Regions from separate parts of the Homo sapiens genome. Here regions 1 and 2 are each linked to region 3. A link is a contact called in ENCODE Hi-C or POLR2A ChIA-PET data. All regions are on one chromosome and are shown on one strand. The core of a region is the stretch at or near the end of the contact, and the rest is flanking DNA. Distances in the headings are between cores, read along the strand shown.

Region 1 (3,774 bases), core at 1,004-3,503, 680 kb before region 3:
AATGATTCACCAAAGAGCACCACATTTAAAGAAAAGAAAATTATCATTTTTAGTGGCAAAGACAAAATTAGATGAGAGAAAAACCTACTTCAAACAGAAAACAACTAAAAACATTTTTCTAAAAATCCATGGTACATGCTACAACATGGATGAACCTTGAAAATATTATTTTATGTGAAAGAAGCCAGTTACAAAGAACCACATATTACATGATTCCATTTACATGAAATGTCCAGAATATACAAGTCTGTAGAGACAGAAGGTAGATTAGTGGTTGCCAAGGGCTAGGAAGGATGAGACGATTGGGGGTTAATGGCTAAAGGATTTGGGGTTTTATTTGGAAGTAATGAAAATGTTCTAAAAGTGATTGTGGTGATGGATGGGCAACTCTATGTAAATATACTAAAAGGCATTGAACTGTATACTTTATTTAAATGGGCGAATTGTATAGCATGTAAATTATATTTCAATAAAGCTGTTTTAAAAAAATTATATGGCTCCACACTAGATCCATGTTTGGAGTTTCTAATGTAACACAATGACTTTCTGGGCAAAATCTGAAAAAAAAAAAGTTGATGTCAGTACTGAGTAGAGGCCCTGCCAGGTTTGTATGGCAAAACACTCCCATCTCAGTTTGGGAAATAATTTCACAGTCTTGTCTAAAGATCATCAATCTCAGCTGGGCGCAGTGGTGCATGCCTGTAATCCCAGCACTTCGGAAGGCTGAGGTAGGCAGGTCAGCTGAGGTCGGGAGTTCAAGACCAGCCTGACCAACATGGAGAAACCCCATCTCTACTAAAAATACAAAATTAGCCGGGCGTGGTGATGCATGCCTGTAATCCCAGCTACTCAGGAGGCTAAGGCAGGATAATTGCTTGAACCCGGGAGACAGAGGTTGCAGAGAGCCGAGATTGTGCTATTGCACGCCAGCACAACAAGAGTGAAACCCCATCTCAAAAAAATAAAAAAGTCATTAATCACACAGAAATCCCCAGCTGGCTTTAGCTTTCTGTTCCAGAAACACTGGAAAAACCAAAACAGGCCAAACACACTTTCAAAACAACACCTTTAATCTATGTGGGCAAAGGGAGAAAAAGGGGATCATGGAATAGGAGTTATAGGTGCTGTCAGAACACAAAGTTAAGAATTTACTATCACTATAGAAATTCAAGTCCAATGTAGATTCCGCAGAGAAACTATGTATACAAAGACCCCAAATAACTTAACACACACAGAATCGTGGCTAAAAGAGACCACCCTGATGGCTAAGGCCTTCTCGGTTATTACACTGACCTCAGCTCTGGAACCTCTATTGAGTTTTAGCTTTGGCAGATTCTCTTCTGTCTTCCCAATCTGTTTAATTTCCCAAGCCAAGGGCATCATGAGAAGCCCCATGAGCACCCTGATTGCATCCACAAGGGCCTGTTGGCTTCAGGGTCACAGCTGTTACTATGGAAAGACAGAAGGGAGAGGTAGAACAGGTATATCTCTTATCCTAAACGAAAACACACAAAACCTTAGGGCATTAGAAGGCTTAGAGAGTGAAATCTCTGCAGCTATTAGCCAACAGCTTCCTCCTGCCTTGACGACCTGGATTCTCTCTGATCCCCAGGCAAATGAGAAGACCAAATGTTAGGCAATTAATAATATAGCAGATGCTGTTTGGCTTCTGTGTTCTCCTATAGACTCCTGCTTCACGGGCAAAAATGGCCGTGTCTGATGCCAAGGTCCAAGGAAACTGGCAAATGCCTAGAACAGTGCCTAGCACATACTAGGTCTTCAATAAATATTTGTTGAATACCTCTTGAATGAATGCTGATACTCCCCTGTCACTCTCTGCCTTCTTCCCTCAGCCTGGAAAAACACACACAAAACACACACACACACACACACACACACACACGAAGTTGAATCCACACCTGTTTATTGCAACCCCATCTGTAACTTTGCAAAACTAATAAGCACAACAGCAATTACTGCTAGAATACGGATTTCAGTGGGCAGGGCATTTTGTCAATTTTGTACCCTAAAAGCCCAAAACAATGCCTAGCACATAGTAGGCTCTCAATGAATATTTGCTTAATGCCGAATGAATTAAGAGCCTACTATGTGCCGGGCGCTGTGCTAGACTCTGCCAGCGACCCAATCGATCGCTTCCACCCCGGCGGCAGAGGCCGCCCCCTGAGTCCTCCTACCGCCAGGGGCCGCTGTAGGAAACGCCTGGCTTCCTTCCCTCGTCACTCTTTGACCACGTAAAGTCACTGCCCGGAGCTACGATGGCAGCGTCAGTGGCAGCTGCAGCCCGGAGGCTGCGGCGGGCCATTCGAAGGTCGCCCGCATGGCGGGGCCTCAGCCATCGGCCGCTCTCATCGGAGCCCCCTGCAGCCAAGGCCTCGGCCGTGAGGGCCGCCTTTCTGAACTTCTTTCGGGACCGCCATGGCCACCGGCTGGTGCCCTCCGCTTCCGTGCGGCCCCGCGGCGACCCCAGTTTGCTTTTTGTCAATGCGGGCATGAACCAGGTGAGGGCCGAACCATACTGATAGGGAGCGGAGTTCGTGAGTTTTCTGGTGAGAAAGACGCTGCAGGATTGGGCAAAAGAAGCGAGAGGCGGAGTTCGTAGCTTTTGGGGAAAGAGGGCGGTGCTTGGTTGGGTAAAGTGATGGGGGTACGGCGCTCAGAGTATAGGGAGGGCTTGGGGAGGGCTTGAGCTGGGAACTTCTGGATTGGGATTGAGTATTAGGTCCAGAAATGGCTGGAGTGGAATCCCGAGGGAGAAGTCTGATTTCATTTATTCGTTATTTAAATAAAGATAACGCTTTCATTAAATGTTTATTGATCACCTATTGTTTGCTGAGTACTATTCTCTAAGGTTTTGGTTTTTATCAACCACTCATCTTTTCTAGACTTCATTGTCCTCATCTGTAAAATAGGGGCGGCATAAGTTAACCTTAGAGGCCGTCTGGGCTCCCTACTAAATGAGTCTCAGTTTTGTTCCCTGAAGTTATTGGGTGTGGTTGAAGAAGCTGAGACGGAGGATGCCACCTTTCAGCGTCCCATTTCCAGCTCCCAACACATTCCTCCTTCTTTTACCTTGCCTATTTTACTAGGCAGAGGGTCTCCGGTTCATGATTTGTTTACCTCTTCTCTGCTCCCCACACACCAGAGATGGCTGTCCCGAGGCTCCCAGTTTGTCCTCATAGACCAAGATTACACTGCACTCTCAGGGGCACAGTCAGCCTTCGGTCTGAACAGCCATCCCTATCCTCACTCCCCACATTTCCCTTCTACTGAGAAATTGGATATCCCTCTCCCCCTCCCCACTCTATGTGCTTCCAGTTCAAGCCAATCTTTCTGGGCACCGTGGATCCACGAAGCGAGATGGCAGGCTTCCGACGTGTGGCCAACAGCCAGAAATGTGTGAGAGCTGGAGGACACCATAACGACCTGGAAGATGTGGGTCGAGACCTTTCCCATCATACCTTCTTTGAAATGCTTGGCAATTGGGCCTTTGGGGGTGAATATTTTAAGGTGAGTCTCTGGGGATCAGTGATCAGCCAAGAAGGGAGTCAATTTGTCCTGTTTCCATTGTACTGTCTGCTTAGGCAGGGCCTCATACCAGATGTGGAGGCAAAGTGCTAGTTGAGCCGGTGTAACAGGAATTACCTCACCTCCCTGATTGGATTGTAAGTCCCTGAAGGGCAGAGACTGTACTTTCTGCCTAATGATCACTCAAAAATTGTTGTTTGAATAAATGGTCAAACAGCAATGCTAAGG
Region 2 (3,658 bases), core at 1,070-3,569, 760 kb before region 3:
AAATTGGGAGTGGGAACAGCCCAATCTGAGAAACCCTACTTTATGACAAAAATTAAGAAAAAGTATTCTTCAACGTGTGGCTGTCCTTCTCTTCAAAAAGGATAACTAAAAAACACAACAACAACAAAAATGTATAACTCATTCATTTATACACTCACTCAAAAAACACTTCCTGAACATCTACCTTGAAACATCTACCTTTCCCTTGGGGAAAGGTCTTATCAAACAGGACATATCCAGGCCTCAAGAAGCAAGTTGGGACTCTGGTGAATATATTCTCCAATCCAAGCCTCCTGTCTCAAGTTTATACATGGCATTTCCCCTCCAGCCCCTTAACCCCAACTATGACCCAAGAATCCACATCTCAGGTCTAACCTAAGAATTACATATTTCTACCCCAACCCCACTAGTCAGCTCTCCTTCCAATTTCCCCCCATCTCTAGATACCATTTCACCAGGGCACCCATTGCCATGTGGAATGCACCAACCTCAAGGAAGCCTGGCAAGCCAAGCCAAAGACAAGAAAGTTAATGGAGCCATAGATGCATGCACTTAGGCGATTTTACTTCTAGGCTTTTTTTCCCACATTGGATTTGAGGTACGTGCCTCTTGAGATACCCCACTCCATCCTCTACATCTCCCATGATCAAAGATACTTTTTAAAAAGACTGCAGAGCTTTGACCACTGCATAGGAATCCTACTGTTACTTGATTTTATATCTGTCTCTCCCTCAGAAGTCATCTCTTCTCCAATTTAAACAGTCTGGTTCCCTCGGTGGAAGCTGAGGCAGTTTTCATTGTCTTTTTTGTAACTTGGTTGCAGTACAACTACACTTAAACACATTTTCAATTAAATAGATACAGCAGATACCTACTCTACTTGATTCATTCTGCAAATACCTGTCGAGCAACCTACTTCATGTTGGTTACTGTCCTAGGTCCTAGGGATACCAAGACCTGGTCCTCTCGCCATGCTGTCTGGTGAGGTGAAAGAGCAACTAGCTCTTACTCAGAGGCTACTATGTGCCCTACTCTGATCTAAATATTCCAAACGTATTAACTCGTGTAATCCTCAAGAGAGGTTAAGTATTATTATCCCAATTTAGAAAAAGTAGAAAACTGAGGCTTTCAGAAGTTAAGAAACTTACCGAGTACCACACAGAGGATGTGATGCTTACAAAAAGACAAAGCAAGTTTTAACAAACGGAAGAAAAAGGTATCATGAGAATATCGGGGGTGCAATTAATTCTTACAGAGATTCCAAGAAGTGTTTCCGAACTAGGTTTGAAGGATGATCAGAAAGATGTCAAGCGCTAGGAAGGCAAAAGATGTAAAAAAAAAAAAAAAAAGAAGCCATAAAATGTAACGAAAAAAAGACACAGAGCATGAAAAGACATGATGTGCTCCAGAAACTGATAAATTCGGTACACTCTGAACACAAAACGCACTAAAATCTAATTTCTATTTCACTCCCACTCTACTGCCCTTTGGCTCACCAATGGCACTATCCACTACGTTTCTGGAAACAGAGACTATCCTAGGCCAGTTTTTCCTTTCTGGCTTCTATCTAGGCAAAGGCAGTGACAGAAAGAGACAGACCTTGGGATCTGTCGAGATGGCAGACAGGTTATGCCCTGATAACAGATAACCAGAGAGATGCGGGCATAAACGGGCTCTCTGAACCTGGCACTCAAACTGCTTCCCCTCTGCAAGGAAGTCAATGGAGACACAAAGTTGTGGCCACGGCAACTTCTTTATTTCTGAGTATGAGACAGAGTCGTGGTGCCTGGACTAAGAGTGGATGGTGCCCCGGGGGACCAACTCTGGCTGAGTTGGAACTCTGAGTTCTTCCCGGGGCCGGGGGGGGCGGGGGGGCGGGGTGGGAGGGGGCGTATTCAAGTCAACAAATGTTCACTCAGGGCCTAACAAGTGAGCTTGGAGCCGAGTAGCCAGGTGGTGACATCACGGTCCCTGTCCTACTGGCGCTCGCACAACACGGGGCCAGACACACGGAAAGGGCCCCAAGGGTCAGCCCCCGGGCTGCCCTCCACGCAGACCCCACAGGGTCTCCTCGTCGCCCCCCCGACCTCCGCGCGCGTGCGCACAAGCTGCTAGAGGGAGCGGCGGGCAGCGGACGGCGGGAAAAGGAGACTTACCTCGGTATTCCTCCATACGCCCCCCTTGATCATAATTCGAGGCATCTTGGCGGCAGGGTGTCTCGGCAAGCAGCCGAGAGGAGCTTCAGAGAAGTAGTAACAGCGATTGGGCCACCGGACTCAAAGCCGCCACTTCCTCCAAGCGCGACCTTCTGCTTTGAAGATCTGCGCAAGCGCAAGGTGGGAGGGGGCGCAGAATAGCAAGTCTCGCGAGATATTGGGTGGCTGAAAGGGAAAAAGTGTCTTGTGGAAGCTCAGCTGCAGGAAGACTAACACAAAACCATCAAACCACTCTGGCCAAAGCGCCTTACGCCCCGCGCATGTCCAAAACAGAATGGAAGAAACTACGGCTCTCGCGAGATAGCGGCGGTAGCGCTTGGCTGGGAACTTAGTGGTGGGATTGATCGTGACGTCACCGAGTGGCAGAGGGTGGGAACGTCACGCGTACGGAATTTCAGCACAGTTGCTCCGAAGAAGGCTTTGTTAATTTATTAATCTAGCCCTTTCAAGTATTTCAGTAATAGGAATTTATTCACAGAATACTCAGGAAAATCCAGTAGTTTATTTAAGGCTCAGTTTCCTAACCTGTAAAATAGAGATCATAGTAATGCCAACCTCACAGGATTGTCGTAAGGGCTAAATGAGATCATAGACCCAGCACAGTATCTGATCCATAATAACTGCTGCAAAACAATAGCAGCTATTACTGCAAGGAGGGCAACGCCAACTTCACCCCGTCCCCAGGTGATCCAGGCTTCTTCCAGAAACCTGCAGAAACGTCACGTCAGAGTTTTTAATTCATCGCCCAGTCTGGATTAATAATGCCATTGGTACGCACTGGTATTAGACAAAGTCGAGTTGGGTTGAAATATTGTGAAATCTTGGCTTTCTCATAAGTTTGGGTAATAACCTTACTGAATCTCAGTATCCTCATCTGAAAAGTGGAGCTAACAATACCCGCCTCGTAAATGAGGAGGCAGATTAACTGAAACATAACTAAAACCCAGTGAGGTAGGGATTGGCAAACTCTCTGCTACCCCACCCCAATTACTCATGCAGTCTCCTTCATCCTTCCAGAACATCTCTGGCTCCATCCCTGGAAAATATCAAAATATTTAGTGGGTTGGGAAATGCCCTATTTATAGTACTTAGTATTTATATAGTGCCTATCTCTTTATATTTCTTCATTTCTCCGTTTGCCTCTTCTGGAAGAGCTACAGAATTTTCTTTTTCCTTTTAGCTTTTATTTACACACATTCTGTGCAATTATGGTCAGCAAGAGGGCATTTTCCATGGCCACCCTGGTAGTGTTTGCCACTCAAAGGTTTATGCTGGCGGGCAGCCCGCCCTTGAGCTGTTTACCCACTGTGTGGTGTATAAGAAACCATTGGACCTGTGGCCAGTTAAACTCAAACAAAATGTTTTCATTTGGACCTCTCCTGTAATGGGGCGGTTTTTTTTTAATTTGTTATATTTAATTTTTGTGGGTACATAGTACACAC
Region 3 (3,794 bases), core at 360-2,859:
CAGTGGCATGATCTCAGTTCACTATAACCTCTACCTCCCGAGTTCAAGCGATTCTCCTGCCTCAGTCTCCCGAGCAGCTGGGACCACAGATGTGCACCATCATGCTGGGCTAATTTTTTTTTTTTTTTTTTAGTTGGAGTCTCGCTCTGTTGCCCAGGCTGGAGTGCAATGGCGTGATCTCGGGTCACTGCAACCTCCGCCTCCCGGGTTCAAGCGATTCTCCTGCCTCAGCCTCGCGAGCAGCCGGGATTACAGGCATGCGCCACCACGCCCAGCTAATTTTTGTATTTTTAGTAGAGACGGGGTTTCGCTGTGTTGGCCAGGCTGGTCTCGAACACCTGACTTCAGGTGATCCGCACACTCCTTGGCCTCCCAAAGTGCTGTGATTTACAGGCGTGAGGCACCGCACCCGGCTGAGTTGTTTAATTTCTTGACCGTGTATGAGCACCTCGCAGTTCGAGAAGAGGGGAGAAGTGGACACACTGTGAGTGGTCTGAGTCATGAGACAGCCATGCGGCTGTGAATTGAGCCCTAGCGTCCTGACTCGCAGCTCAGCAACATAACTGCTTTTCCACCCTGCCTTTCTGTGTTCTGTGCACTGGCTTATGTCGCTGAATGTATGTACTCTGTAGAGTGCAACAGCACTAAAGAGCTGGAGATTGCTTCACAAGAGAGTCAAAAGCCAAAAATCCCCTGTGGCCCTAGGCCAAGTTTCTATTCCCGGCCACTGCCCCGCCCTCGTGGTGGTTGGTGTAACCCGAGCCCTAGCCCCGCCCGAAGTAGGGGCCAGGCCCCTCCTACAGTCTTGGCCGTTTAAAACCAAACTCAGTTCTTCCCGATTGGTTCTGCTTCAAAACAAAGGGGAGGAGGAATACTCGCTTTGGGTATGCTTGCAGCCTTCGGGGAGGAAGCTGGTTTACGGGTTCGGGTCTCGTGTCGGGGCCACCGCGGTGCCTCCGGTTATTAAAACCAGCCCCTGGACGGTGCCAGCCTGGTAATAAAGCAGTGACTACTATGTAAAGGTAGCATAATCATCCCAACAATAACAGCCGTAATTTGGCTAATCACCATCCGCCTCCGCCCTGGCGTTCGCCCTGACTCACCCCAGCGGCACGCGGGCCATAGGGGAAGAAACTGAGGCAGAGGCGGAGCCAGCAGGCTGGCGGCACCAGTAGCCTCAGTTCTGCAGCTCTCGAGGTCCAAAACCTGTTGTCTAGGATCCGCGCTAAAGGGCCAAATCCCGGAGCGCCCACAAAGCTCGATTCTGATGTAAGCTCTTCTACGCTGGTGTCCTCGCGTCCCCACCCCAGGCCTCGAGGCTCTAAATTCCCCCCAAGTCCTAGAAAAAGAACATAGCGCGAGGACTGGAAGTCAGACTACAGCTCCCTTAAGCCTTTGCGCGCCAAGGCGCGCTCCTTCCCCACGCCTCCGACGACTCCCGCGGCCACTTGCGCCGCGATGCCTCCTGGGAGTTGTAGGGCGGCGACGTGTCATTTAAGTGAATTCCCAGGCCTGGGGACTCTATATCCCGTGGTGCCCCGCGGCTGTTTCTGACGCGACCCGGAGGCCAGGGAGGTGGGGGGCGTAGCTTGTGCAGAGCCCCACCCCACTCTGCTCAGGCCGGCCGGACACGGCAGTGGCAGTAAGGGCGGCGGCGACGGCGGCGGCGGTCGGGGGAGGGGCCGGGCGGGGGGCTGGCGGCAGCGGCGGATGGACTCGCGGGTATCGGAGCTGTTCGGCGGCTGCTGCCGGCCCGGAGGGGGCCCGGCCGTGGGCGGAACCCTCAAGGCTAGGGGGGCCGGCAGCAGCAGCGGCTGCGGGGGGCCAAAGGGAAAGAAGAAGAACGGAAGGAACAGAGGGGGCAAAGCCAACAACCCCCCGTATTTGCCCCCCGAGGTGAGCACCTGAGAAGTGGTAGGGCGGGAAGAAGCCACTCTTTCCGGCCCAGGACTCTAGGGAGGCGGGACCCAGATAATTAATCTCCCCTTCCGGTGTCGAGACCCCAGGGAGGAGGGGCACGGGAGGAGAACACCTCTTTCAGGTCCCGGGACCCCAGGGAGGAAGGGCAGAGACTGGACTCTCAGGTGACAGGACCTCAGGGAGGAAGAGTGGAGAGGGAGGACTCCCCCTTCTGATCTAGATTACCCCAGGAGAGAAGTAGAGAAAGGGGATCCCAGGAAGAGCACCCCGACCAACTGCGTGTGCCGCCATAGGGCAAGAGAGACTGCATCCTGGGACGAGAGGCAGACAGTAACCACCACTTCTTCTAAACTTGTTCCACAGGGAGAAGGGGAGTACCCGGGAAAAGAGCAATATGTTCCACACGGACACACACACAGTACTCGGGAAAAGAGCAGTATGTTCACTACACACACACACACACACACACACACACACACACAGCCTAAGCCAGTGGTTATCAAACTTTGGCATGTATCGAATCACCCGGATTGCTGGCCCCCAACGCCTGGCCAATTTTATTTTTTTATTATTTATTTATTTATTTTTTTTGAGACGGAGTCTCTGTTACCCAGGCTGGAGTGCTGTAGGGCTATCTCAGCTCACTGCAACCTCGGCCTCCCGGGTTCTCAAGCGATTCTTCTGCTGCAGCCTCCCGAGTAGCTGGCATTACAGGTGCCCGCCACCACGCCCAGATAATTTTTGTATTTTTAGTAGAGATGGGGTTTCACCATGTTGGCCAGGCTGGTCTCAAACTCCTGACCTCAGGTGATCCACCCGCCTCGGCCTCCCAAAGTGCTGGGATTGCAGGCGTGAGCCTCCGTGCCCAGCCTAGAATTTCTGATTCTTTCTTACTAGTGAGGATGGGCCTGAGAATTTGCATTTCTTATAAGTTCCCGTGTGATACTAATGCTGCTGGTCCCAGGACCTCACTTTGGGAACCATTGGTCTGGGCCCTAGACTGTCATTCTTGTACCACATTTTTTGAAGCCACCCATCCCCAGAAAAATGATTAAAAGGTTTTTATTGATGGGGAAAAAAAATAATCTCCTTAACACACCATGAAGTGGAGATTATGAGTGAAGACCTGTTAGGGCCTGGGAGCCAGACAGCCTTGAAGGGATGGAATGATAGGAAGGGAAGAGGAAAACTAAAATATCCAGAGAGGCGGGTAGAAAAATGCAGACTGGCCAAACAGGCAAATCCCATATCCCTTTGTACCTGGGAGGGGAAGCCTCAGGTAACAGGGTGCTTCTGTGCTGTGCTACCCACTGGAGCTAGAAGAGACTGTGGGGTGGATTCAGGATTTCACCTCCACTGAGGTTAGGGGGCAAGAGGTAAAGGCCATAGCGAGTCTGTCCGCTTCATTACATTTTCTGAGTTTTTCTGTTCCTCTCAGCCCCAGCTTTGGAGCTCTTCTCCTCTCTCACCTAGATCTTCTCGGTCATCAGGCTTGTAGTGACCATTGCTGAGCTCACCCTTTGGCTCTGATCCAGAACCTCTTGCAGCCTCTTACTCTAGATGACATCAGCTGAAAGGGGCAGGCAGGGAGGAAATGGTGTTTCCTAGACCAGTGACAAAGAAAGGTTTTAACAGCCTGGGCACAGAGGAGACATAGACTTCTGGGAAAAGCAGGTTTGAGGCCCTGGAGGTGGGGAGGAAGGGATGATCTTGCATCTAGGAAGAACGTGCTGCCAGTGATCAAAGAATGGATTGATTCAGTGTTCTGTTCCTGGCTTAAATGGGTGACTCCTTGTGTCCTTATAGGCCTTCCCTTCATAGAGGCTATGCTGGGGGTGAATAGAGGATCTTGTCTGCCACTGACCTTTGACAGG

What was found. A loop is a pair of places that touch in the nucleus more often than their neighbours do. ChIA-PET counts read pairs that join two places held with the same protein, here RNA polymerase II (POLR2A). Pooled maps may share reads with other maps.
Region 1: a pooled map shows a loop between it and region 3 (6-fold over the local background). The contact joins the promoter of AARS2 here to the promoter of GTPBP2 in region 3. A Hi-C loop is called at or near these places in 8 of 50 pooled maps. POLR2A ChIA-PET finds 5 or more read pairs at or near these places in 3 of 52 experiments (B cell, BJ and WTC11).
Region 2: a map of ascending aorta shows a loop between it and region 3 (6-fold over the local background). The contact joins the promoter of CDC5L here to the promoter of GTPBP2 in region 3. A Hi-C loop is called at or near these places in 2 of 168 maps with a recorded cell type or tissue (ascending aorta and naive thymus-derived CD4-positive, alpha-beta T cell), 1 of 37 single-sample maps with no recorded cell type and 11 of 50 pooled maps. POLR2A ChIA-PET finds 5 or more read pairs at or near these places in 2 of 52 experiments (HEK293 and activated CD4-positive, alpha-beta T cell).

Annotation. Positions count from the first base shown.
Region 1 is chr6:44,311,826-44,315,599 of GRCh38, reverse strand. It overlaps AARS2 (alanyl-tRNA synthetase 2, mitochondrial), which reads left to right and starts at 2,253. Exons shown (of 22, transcript NM_020745.4): 1 at 2,253-2,519; 2 at 3,337-3,528. The coding sequence starts at 2,277. It overlaps LOC124901322 (a long non-coding RNA gene), which reads right to left. Exons shown (of 3, transcript XR_007059594.1): 3 at 1,053-1,449. RefSeq lists an enhancer at 1,949-2,508.
Region 2 is chr6:44,386,367-44,390,024 of GRCh38, reverse strand. It overlaps CDC5L (cell division cycle 5 like), which reads right to left and starts at 2,319. Exons shown (of 16, transcript NM_001253.4): 1 at 2,157-2,319. The coding sequence starts at 2,201. LOC124901323 (a long non-coding RNA gene) reads left to right here and starts at 2,106. Exons shown (of 4, transcript XR_007059595.1): 1 at 2,106-2,986. RefSeq lists an enhancer at 2,238-2,437.
Region 3 is chr6:43,627,079-43,630,872 of GRCh38, reverse strand. GTPBP2 (GTP binding protein 2) reads left to right here and starts at 1,609. Exons shown (of 12, transcript NM_019096.5): 1 at 1,609-1,896. The coding sequence starts at 1,711. It also overlaps a transcript of MAD2L1BP not described here. RefSeq lists enhancers at 580-799, 1,420-1,599 and silencers at 1,660-1,799, 1,820-1,899.